Regions from separate parts of the Homo sapiens genome. Here region 1 is linked to region 2. A link is a contact called in ENCODE Hi-C or POLR2A ChIA-PET data. All regions are on one chromosome and are shown on one strand. The core of a region is the stretch at or near the end of the contact, and the rest is flanking DNA. Distances in the headings are between cores, read along the strand shown.

Region 1 (5,040 bases), core at 1,155-3,654, 230 kb after region 2:
AGCTGGGATTACAGGCACGCGCCACCACGCCCAGCTAATTTTTGTATTTTTAGTAGAGATGGGGTTTCACCATGTTGGCCAGGCTGGTCTCGAACTCCTGACCTCAGGTGATCCATATTCCTCAGCCTCCCAAATTGCTGCGATTACAGGTATGAGCCACCGTGCTGGGCCTGGAAGCCCTTATGTATTTTAACTTTTAATGTCTGTCTGGCCCATTAGTCAGTGAGTGTCCTCAGGACAAGGAACGGTTCCAAATCCTGTCCAAGTCCCCTGAGTCAGCAGAGGACCCAGCCTCAATCAATCCTAGTTTGATGTTTTAGAAGACAAAACCAGGGTTGACCTTCCCCCAAGAGATCCAAGTTCAGACCCCAGTTCTGCTATTGGCTTACTGGAATTGGACAAATCATTTTATTTCTCTGCCTCAATTTCTTCATCTGCAAAATGGGTGTCTCCAGATTTCCTCACAAAGTTGACATGAAACAGTGCTAAGAAGATGTGCGTGGGAGCACTGAATGAGCATTAGACCCGTTTAGAACTGTTGGTGGTTAATAGTAATACTAAAAGAATGACTGCAATGTTAGTAACGGTAGAAAGAATACAGGACTGGAGGTCAGGAGAGCAAGGCTATAATCCTGTGTCTGCCACTGACTGTTTTTTAAAAATCATGTTATTTTTTATTTTTTTGAGACAGGATCTCACTCTGTTGTCCAGGCTGGAGTGCAATGGCACAATCGCAGCTCACTGCAATCTTGACCTCCTGGGCTCAAGCAATCCTCCTACCTCAGCCTCCGGAGTAGCTGGGACTACAGGTGCACACCATCAGGCCCTGATAATTTTTGTATTTTTTGTAGAGACGGGGTTTTGCCATGTTACCCAGGGTGGTCTTGAACCCCTGGGCTCCAGCGATCCTCACACCTCAGCCTCCCAAATTTCTGGGATTACAGGCATGAGCCAGTGCTCCTGGCCTAAAATTACTTTAATCATGTCTCTCTCTCTCTCTCTCAGATTCAATTTCTTCTACTCCTCCTCCTTTATCATCATCAACCTCATCATTATCATTATCATCTACTAAGCATCAGTACAACAATACAAACGCGGCATTTGTCATCGTGAGCACTTAGTAAGCACTAGCACTCTCTAAGCACTGTGATTATGTGTGATTGCCTATATAATTTTATCTGATTGCTGTGTTGACCTCACAAGGTGGGTTTTCTAGCATCAGTTTTACAGTTCAGCAACTGAAGGCTCAGGTCAAATGCATTGCCCAGGAGCACCCGGCTAAGAGGTGAAGAAGGCGTCAACCGCAGTGTGGTGAGGTTCACAAGCTTGTCTGTCACCTCCAAGCTTCGCTGTCCCCAGGGGCCTCTGGGACCTGCTGAGCTGCAATGCTTTGTGGTTCTTCTGATGCCTTCAGAAGGGGTATGTGAGACCACACGTTCAGGGGCTGGGGGGCTGCCTCCCGTTATAACTCATGAGAGTTCCTTTCTGACCCTCATTTTAAGTTCGTTTTACATCACGAGTGTTTTAAGGTTTTTGGTGTGTGTTTTTTTTTTTTTTTTTTTTTTTTTTTTTTGTAGAGTTAAAACACACTTTCCCAAGGTTGGCGGCTCAAATGTAGACTTTTAGACACTGTTTGGCTTGGCACAGCTTCCAAACGTCTCCCAGCCACTGTTGCTCTATATTTCTTTTTGCCAGGACATAGATCAGAAATAACTCAGCTGTGAAAAAAAATTATAAGCTTGCCGGCAGCCCGTGAAGGAGATGAATTGCTGGAGGGCTATTTTTCCCCCTTGAGTCAGAAGTGTGAAGGTAGGTGGGAGAAGGAGCAAGGTTTTGAAAGACCCATGTATATTTAGGGACCGGGATTGCTTCCATTTTAAGAAAGATGAGGGTTGAAGCATGCACGCTCCATCAGACAGTCCAGCGCTTTCCCTGCCAGGCTCTTGACGCCCGTCGGTTGGGCCTTCTGGTTAGGGCTGCTAAGATCCACAGGCCCAGCTTTGGTTGGTGTGATTCCAACTGGCAAGAAGCATTTTCATTTTGTGGCACGAAAACTTTTTTTTTGCAGGTCAGTTTTGAAGCTTTCTGTGACCATATCCTGGTTGAAATGCATTCCCCGGTACAGAGGGGAAGCTGTGATTAACAACGGGTGACGTGCAAATATGCTGCACGCATATAACAGCCATCACTCCATTATTCAACTTTCTCCATACATTTCTCCAGAGTCTTCATTGTTTCATGTCCACATCAAGGTTGAGAGCCCCTAACTTTCCCTTCCTCCTGGCCCTTGAAAAGCCCATGTAAGAGGACACACTGCAACAACAGCAACAGCAACCCACAGATACATCTGTGAATATGCTCTTGTGTGTGTTAAAAGAAAAGCATGGGCTCACGGCCAAGGCACACTCTGGAAAGTTCTCAGAGAGAGAGAGAGAGAGCTTCTGTTTCTGGCACTCTGCCAGATTCGATACCTTTAATCACTCCCCTGATTATAACCAAAATGCTGGATAAAATATTGTTTTAATCTTTGTTTTTTTTTTTACACATTGCTGAGTTAGCATGAAAGCAAGAAAGTTACGGATCTCCAACATGAAGCAAAGGTAGACGCCTTGGAGACTTGGAGCCTGTGTTTCCATAGCTGTGTGAGGTGCAAGGGACAGGAGATAAAGTCTGGGCTTCCCCCAAGGGGGGCTGTAATAGGAGACCTCTTCAAAGCCTGAGTCCAAAAGGTCTATGTCTAGAGTGTCAGAAAGAATGAAAAGCAAATCTCACCCCGCAGAGGAGAACAGAAAGGAAGCCTGCCTGCCCTGACCTTGACATTGGGTTGAGAGAAACATATCTCCACTGAGAATCTGTAACCACAAGCTGGCCCTCACGTGATTTTCAGTTTGAATTCCTGCTACTTGTGTGGTTTAAAAAAACTCAAGTTGAAAATTGAAACTGGCCCCTGCTTGATAGTACCCGCAGTCAGCTTGCAGAAGCAAACCTTAAACCTTCCTCGAGGAATTCAGCTACAATCTCAGCCTTATAGAAATGTCCACAAAGTCCCCAAGAAAATGAGCAGCTCCCAGTGAAAATTAATAAACTTCACAAGGAAGATAAGAGAACCAGCAGAAACAAGAGACAGTACAAGTGGAACCTTAGAGCTTTCAGATTTGAAATGATCACAGGCAGAATATACACTTAAAATAACTAGTTTTATGTTTTCAAACAATTAAAATTGAAGTTCAGGGAATAAGAGAGCATAAGGAACAACCAGGGCTGAGCGCGGTGGCTCACGCCCGTAACCCCAACACTTTGGGAGGCTGAGGTGGGTGGATCACTTGAGGTCAGGAGTTTGAGACCAGCCTGGTCAACATGGTAAAACTCTGTCTCTACTAAAAATACAAAAATTAGCTGGGTGTGAAGGCATGTGCCTGTAATCCCAGCTACTTGGGAGGCTGAGGCAGGAGAATGGCTTGAACCCGGGAGGCAGAGGTTGCAGTGAGCCGAGATCGTGCCATTTGCACTCCAGCCTGGGAGACAGAGGAAGACTCCATCTAAAAAAAAAAAAAAAAAAAAAAAAAAAAAAGGAACAACCAGATTTGAAAAAGAATCAAATAAAATGTACAGAAGTGAAAAATGTAGCATTTGAAATTTGAAATGAGCAGAGCGAGCAGCAGATTACACACAGCCAAAGAGAGGTTTAATAAGCTAGTAGAACCAAAGGAATTATCCAGAAAAATTAAGTGGCAGGGCCTAATGTACGTGTATTTAGAGTTCTAGAAGGAGCTAACAGAATAGGAGAACGGGCAATACACGAAGAGGTAATGGCTGATACTTTTGTGAAATTATACATAACAAATCTCAGATCCAGGAAGCCCAGTGAATCCCAAGCAAGATAAATAAAAAGAAATTCACATTTACATACATCCCAAGAAAACTATGGAACATCAGAGAAAAAGAGATGTTGAAAGCATCTGGCTAGGCGCCGTGGCTCACACCTGTAATCCCAGCACTTTGGGAGGCCGAGGTGGGCAGATCACCTGAGGTCAGGAGTCCAAGGCCATCCTGGCCAACATGGTGAAACACTGTCTCTACTAAAAATACAAAAATTAGCCTGGCATGGCGGTGGGCACTTATAATCCCAGCTACTGGGAAGACTGAGGCAGGAGAATCACTTGAACTCATGTGGCGGAGGTTGCAGTGAGCCGAGATCACCCCATTGCACTCCAGCCTGGGCAACAAGAGTGAAACTACGCCTCAAAAACAAACAAACAAACAAAAGCCCCCCAAAACAAAACAAGACAAGCAAACAAACAAAAAAACTCTAAAGGATCATTTACAGCTGATGTATCACTATCCTCAATGGAAACCAGGAGACAGTGGAATTATATCTTTCATGTGCTGGAAAAAAAACAACGGTCAACTTAGAACTCTTTACTATCCTACTGAACTGAGGGTGAAATGAAGACATATTCAGACAAAAAGAAATGGTGAGATTTTACCTCCAAAAGATCTTCACTAAGGACACATTTAAATGTAATGTAGTTCAGACAGAATCAAAATTATTCCAGAGAAAAGGCAAGGCATACAAGAAGGAACAATGGGCACATATGTTGGAAACATTTGATGGAAAACTAAACAACAACGGAGTATAGGACTCCACGATAATAATGCCTAACTTATGGTAGGAAAAATGGGCTAGTATTAAAATACTGGACAATACCATATAATATGGGACGGATGCTCAAAATTCAAGTTGTGAATGTCTTTCCATTATTTGGGGAGAAGGCAAATATATTAAGTTTAGACTTTGTTAAGTGCTCAGTGTTAAGATAGCTAGAGTAAGCACTAAAAACTAGTCATAGAGCTGATAACTTCTAAATAATTAGAAAGAAAAAATAGGATAAGAAAAAGAAGATAAAAATCTCAAATGATACAAAGGAAGATTAGAAAGGGGGCTGAGGGTAGGAAATATAGAATGAATAGAAAATACATTATGAGACCATGGAAATTAATCTACATTTATGTTGTCAGTAATTCATATTAAAGGACTAA
Region 2 (4,847 bases), core at 2,348-4,847:
CTCCTGCCTTAGGTGATCCACCCACCTTGGCCTCCCAAAGTGCTGGGCTGGGATTACAGGCGTGAGCCACCACACCAAGCCTAATTCTGCACATTATGTACACATAAAATGATACATGTAATAAAATTGTTTCATAAAATGTGAAATTATGAAACTTTCCTTAATAATGTTATAACGCTTAAAAAAAAAGCACTGCAGTGAAATTCACATAAAATATAATTAACCACTTTAATGTGTATAATTCAGTGGTATTTGGGGTATTCATAATGTTGTACAACCACCAACTCTCTCTAGTTTCAAACACTCCATGTCCACTATGTAGGCACTCTCCATTTCTCCCTCTCCAGTCCCAATAACCTCTCGTGTTTCTATACTAGATTCTTTTTTGTTTGTTTTGGACAGGGTCTTGCTCTGTCACCCATGCCGCAGTGCAGTGGCACAATCGTGGCTCACTGCAGCCTCAGACTCAGGGGCTCAAGTGATCTTCCCTCAGCCTCCTGAGTAGCTGGAATTACAGATGCATGCCACTAAGTGCAGCTAATTTTGTGTATGTGTGTGTGTGTGACAGGGTGTCACTCTGTCACCCAGGCTGGAATGCAGTGGCACGATCACAGCTCACTGCAGCTTTGACCTCCTGGGTTCAGGTAATCCTCCCACCTCATCCTCCCAAGTACTCGAGCTGGGACTACAGGCGCACACCAACATGCCTGGCTAATTTTTGTATTTTCGGTAGAGATGGGGTTTTCACCATGTTGCCCAGGGTGGTCTAAAACTCCTGGGCTCAAACATCTATCTGCCTCTGCCTCCCAAAGTGCTGGCATTACAGGTGTGAATCACTGCACCCAACGTAATTTTTGTTTTTTGTTGGGGGCAGAGATGAAGGTCTCACTATGTGGCCCAAGATGGTCTGGAACTCCTGGCCTCAAGTGGTCCTCCTGCCTTGGCCTCCCAAAGCACTGGGATTACAGACGTAAGCCATGGTTCCTGGCCAGCAAAAATCTTAAGAAGTAAAACTGATATGGCTCCAGATCCAATATTTATTTACTCTTTAATTCAACGAATATCTACTGAACACATACTCTCGTGTTGCAGGTGCTGCAGGTATGAGTGCACAGGATAGCGGGTTAGACAGTTCAGCAAGCAGATTTCATGAGATTACAAAAATAAGGGAAATCCCTAATGAATCCTTCAGTCTTGAAAAGGAATCACAGCAAAGCCCTGTCCTCATGTGCCAATGTCACCCCTGTCCATGTGCTCCCTTCCCATCACCTGAGTGGGTCCAGTATCATTTTTGGCAGTGTCCCTTACCCCTAATGAGCCCAAGACCACAGCCTTGCATAAAACCAAACTCCTTCCTGTACCTTCAGCAAATTCCATGGCTCCGGCAAACACTAGGGCTGCAAACTCTCCCACACTGAATCCAGCAGCAGCAACACAGTTCTCAATCACCTGTGGGGACAGATGCAGAACGTGAGCCCTCACTCTCCTGGGGATCCCAGTTCCAGGGCTCTGTACCTGAGAGCTGGCGGGGTGTTCAGCATCTCAGTGAGCCAGGTTCTACGAACTTGGTGCACCAGCTGGAAGAGGACACACAAAAGTGACCTTGACAATCATTGAGTCCTGCCCCTTTATTTAGGAGGAGCTTTCCTGGTTAGTTACAGTCCATCAACTCCGTCCATGGTCACACTGACGCCAACCCAGGGCTCTGGATTCCCTTGCCATGGCCCTGCAGCAGGCTCTCAGGCCATATCGTTGTGCACAAGTTAAGAGCATGACTTTTTTTTTTTTGAGGCGGAGTTTTGCTCTTGTTGCCCAGGCTGGAGTGCAATGGCGTGATCTCGGCTCACTGCAACGTCCGCCTCCCGGGTTCAAGCAATTCTCCTGCCTCAGCCTCCCGAGTTGCTGGGATTACAGGTGTCCACCACCACACTTGGCTAATTTTTGTATTTTTAGTAGAGACGGGGTTTCACCATGTTGGCCAGGCTGGTTTTGAACTCCTGACCTCGTGATGCACCCACCTCAGCCTCCTGAAGTGCTGGATTATAGGCATTATAGGCGTGAGCCACCTCGCCCGGCCAAGAGCATTTTTATCTCATCTGTGAAATGAGGGAAGAACAGGGCCTACCCCAAAGGGCGGATGAGAGAATTATGTGAATATAATGTCTATACAGTGCTTAGCACAGACCCAGACTAGGGTAAGCAGTGAATGAATATTATGATGACGATTCAACAGGACCACTTAACTAATTCTTTTAATATCCCTGAGTCTGCATTCCTCAACCATCAAATAACAGTATTAACCTCACAAGGTGGTGTGAAGGTGAAATAGGGTAAAGGATCTCAAGTGCTAGCTTAACATTTACCGTCTTATTAAATATTAATAGCAATCAATCCACCACCTTCAAGTGAAGTGACATTCTCAACTCATCTCAATGTTCCTTCATTTAGGCCAGTGCAGTGGCTCATACCTGTAATCCTAGCACTTTGGGAGGCCGAGGTGGGTGAACCTGGGAGGATTTAAGTAAAGAATAAAAAAATTAGCCGGGCGTGGTGGTGTGCACCTGTGATCCCAGCTACTGCGGAGGCTGAGGCAGGAGAACTGCTTGAACCTGGGAGGCAGAGGTTGCAGTGAGCCAAGACTGCGCCATTGCACTCCAGCCTGGGTGACAGAGCAAGACTCTGTCTCAAAAAACAAAACAAAACGGGCCGGGCACGGTGGCTCATGCCTGTAATCCCAGCACTTTGGGAGGCCGAGGCGGGCAGATCACGAGGTCAGGAGATCAAGACCATCCTGACTAACACGATGAAACCCCGTCTCTACTAAAAATACAAAAAATTAGCCGGGCATGGTGGCGGGCGCCTGTAGTCCCAGCTACTTGGGAGGCTGAGGCAGGAGAATGGCGTGAACTCGGGAGGCGGAGCCGAGATCGCGCCACTGCACTCTAGCCTGGGCGACAGAGCGAGACTCCGTCTCAAAAAAAAAAACAAAAACAAACAAAAAAAAAAACTCGATCGAATGAGTAAGACGTGGGAGCCCCCGGAATGGCAGGCGGAAGCCTCTGGCAGGGCCAAGAGCTCAGGCAGAGCTCACCTTCCCCCTCCTGTCACGGGGCCTCGGGCCTCACCGAGGGCTGCAGGTGATGTAGTTTCTCGACAGCGGCCAGCGATGCCACGAAGATCGCGGGCTGACAGTGCACGGTGCGGTCCAGGGTCTCCTGCGGCCCGTGCAGGCTCAGTTCCAGCAGGTCGTAGCCCAGCACGCGGCGGGCGGCGGCGTAGAGTTCGCGGACGCGCGGGTAGTTGAGCAGACCGCGGCCCATGCCCACCACCTGGCTGCCCTGGCCCGGGAAGAGCAGCACGGAGCACTGGCCCGGCATTCGCCGCTCCGTCGCCGCCCAGGGCGCCTCCTCCTCCGCCCCGGTCGCATCTCGCAGCAGCTCCGCTACACCCTGGGCGCCCGGCGGAGGCACCGGGAAGCTCGAGGCGCCGCGGCGGTAGCTGGCGCCCAAGCCCCTGACCCACGCTACCCGTGCGACCCGGACGCTCATGGTCGGACACCTGCCCGCGCGCGTTACCGTGGCGACCGAGGCCCGACTGCGGCGGCGCGGCGCAGCGTGGTCCCTGACGCATTTCCTGCCGGGGCTTCCGGGGCACCGGGAGCGGGAAGAAAGGTTCCGCAGACGCTGGTTCCGCCCCGGCTCTGAGGCCCTTCGGGCTGCGTTCTGGGGTCCTGGAGGGACTCATGCGTTTACTTAAACAGCCATAGCCGTTGAACGGAACACGATGCCACACCACAGTGGGTCCTCAACAGATATTTATGGAATAAATAACGCAACGCAATGTAGTATTTACGCTTTCTACCTGGCACATGAAGAGCACTTGAAACTCTTCCACATTGATGGTTTTTGTTGTTGTCGTTGTTGTTGTTTGTTGTTGTTTTTTGAGACGGAGTCTTGCTCTGTCGCCCAGGCTGGAGTGCAGTGGCGTGTTCTTTGCTCACTGCAACCGCCGCCTCCCAGGTTCAAGCGATTCTCCTGCTTCAGCTTCCCGAGTAGCTGGGATTAACAGGCGCCCGCCACCATGCCTGACTAATTTTTGTATTTTTAGTAGGGACGGGTTCACCATGTTGGCCACGCTGGTGTCGAACTCCTGACCTCAGGTGATCCACCCGCCTCGGCCTCCCAAAGTGCTGGGATTACAGGCGTGAGCCACCGCGCCCGGCCAGCAACCACATTTCTTGCATATGATCCTCCCAACCACAGGAGTTGGCATGGCCGACCATCCGTTGCCAGTTCCCAACTATACAACAGCTCTCTTTTATAATGTTTTCTTACAAACCACACAGTGCTTGGCACATAATAAGCATCCAATAGATCTTTATGCTATTGAACAAAGCCTTGAATGTGTTTCAGATATTAGCTTATTTAATTCCTCACAGCAACGCTGTGATGGATAGCTGCTCAGAGATTGAGTGACAGGTGGTTAGTGACAGAATGGAGGTTGGAAATTGGGGTTATCTAATGTTAACCTAAAAGCAACTCAAGAGACACAGGCTCGGCCAGGCGCAGTGGCTCATGCCTGTAATCCCAGTACTTTGGGAGGCTGAGGCAGATGGATCACTTGAGGTCAGGAGTTCAAGACCAGCCTGGCCAACATGGAGAAACCCCGTCTCTACTAAAAATACAAAAATTAGCTGGGCGTGGTGGTGGGCGCTTATAGTTCCAGCTACTCGGGAGGCTGAGGCAGGAGAATCCCCTAAGCCCGGGCAGCAGAGGTTGCAGTGAGCCGAGATCCCACCACTGCACTCCAGCCTGGGTGACAGAGCAAGACTCCGTTTCAAAAAAAAA

What was found. A loop is a pair of places that touch in the nucleus more often than their neighbours do. ChIA-PET counts read pairs that join two places held with the same protein, here RNA polymerase II (POLR2A). Pooled maps may share reads with other maps.
Region 1: a pooled map shows a loop between it and region 2 (3-fold over the local background). The contact joins the enhancer-like site here to the promoter of MCAT in region 2. A Hi-C loop is called at or near these places in 4 of 50 pooled maps. POLR2A ChIA-PET finds 5 or more read pairs at or near these places in 3 of 52 experiments (GM12878, WTC11 and naive thymus-derived CD4-positive, alpha-beta T cell).

Annotation. Positions count from the first base shown.
Region 1 is chr22:43,375,727-43,380,766 of GRCh38, forward strand. The region is part of intron 3 of LOC105373053 (a long non-coding RNA gene); the gene reads right to left. Among named protein-coding and RNA genes, the nearest start is that of LINC01639, 22 kb to the right of the region's middle. Within about 2 kb of position 2,405, at least 6 of the 41 ENCODE cell types and tissues checked have a DNase peak (open chromatin) inside an H3K27ac peak, as active enhancers do; they include GM12878, where a contact is called at or near this core.
Region 2 is chr22:43,139,801-43,144,647 of GRCh38, forward strand. It overlaps MCAT (malonyl-CoA-acyl carrier protein transacylase), which reads right to left and starts at 3,598. Exons shown (of 4, transcript NM_173467.5): 1 at 3,126-3,598; 2 at 1,362-1,449. The coding sequence starts at 3,548. RefSeq lists a silencer at 3,353-3,622.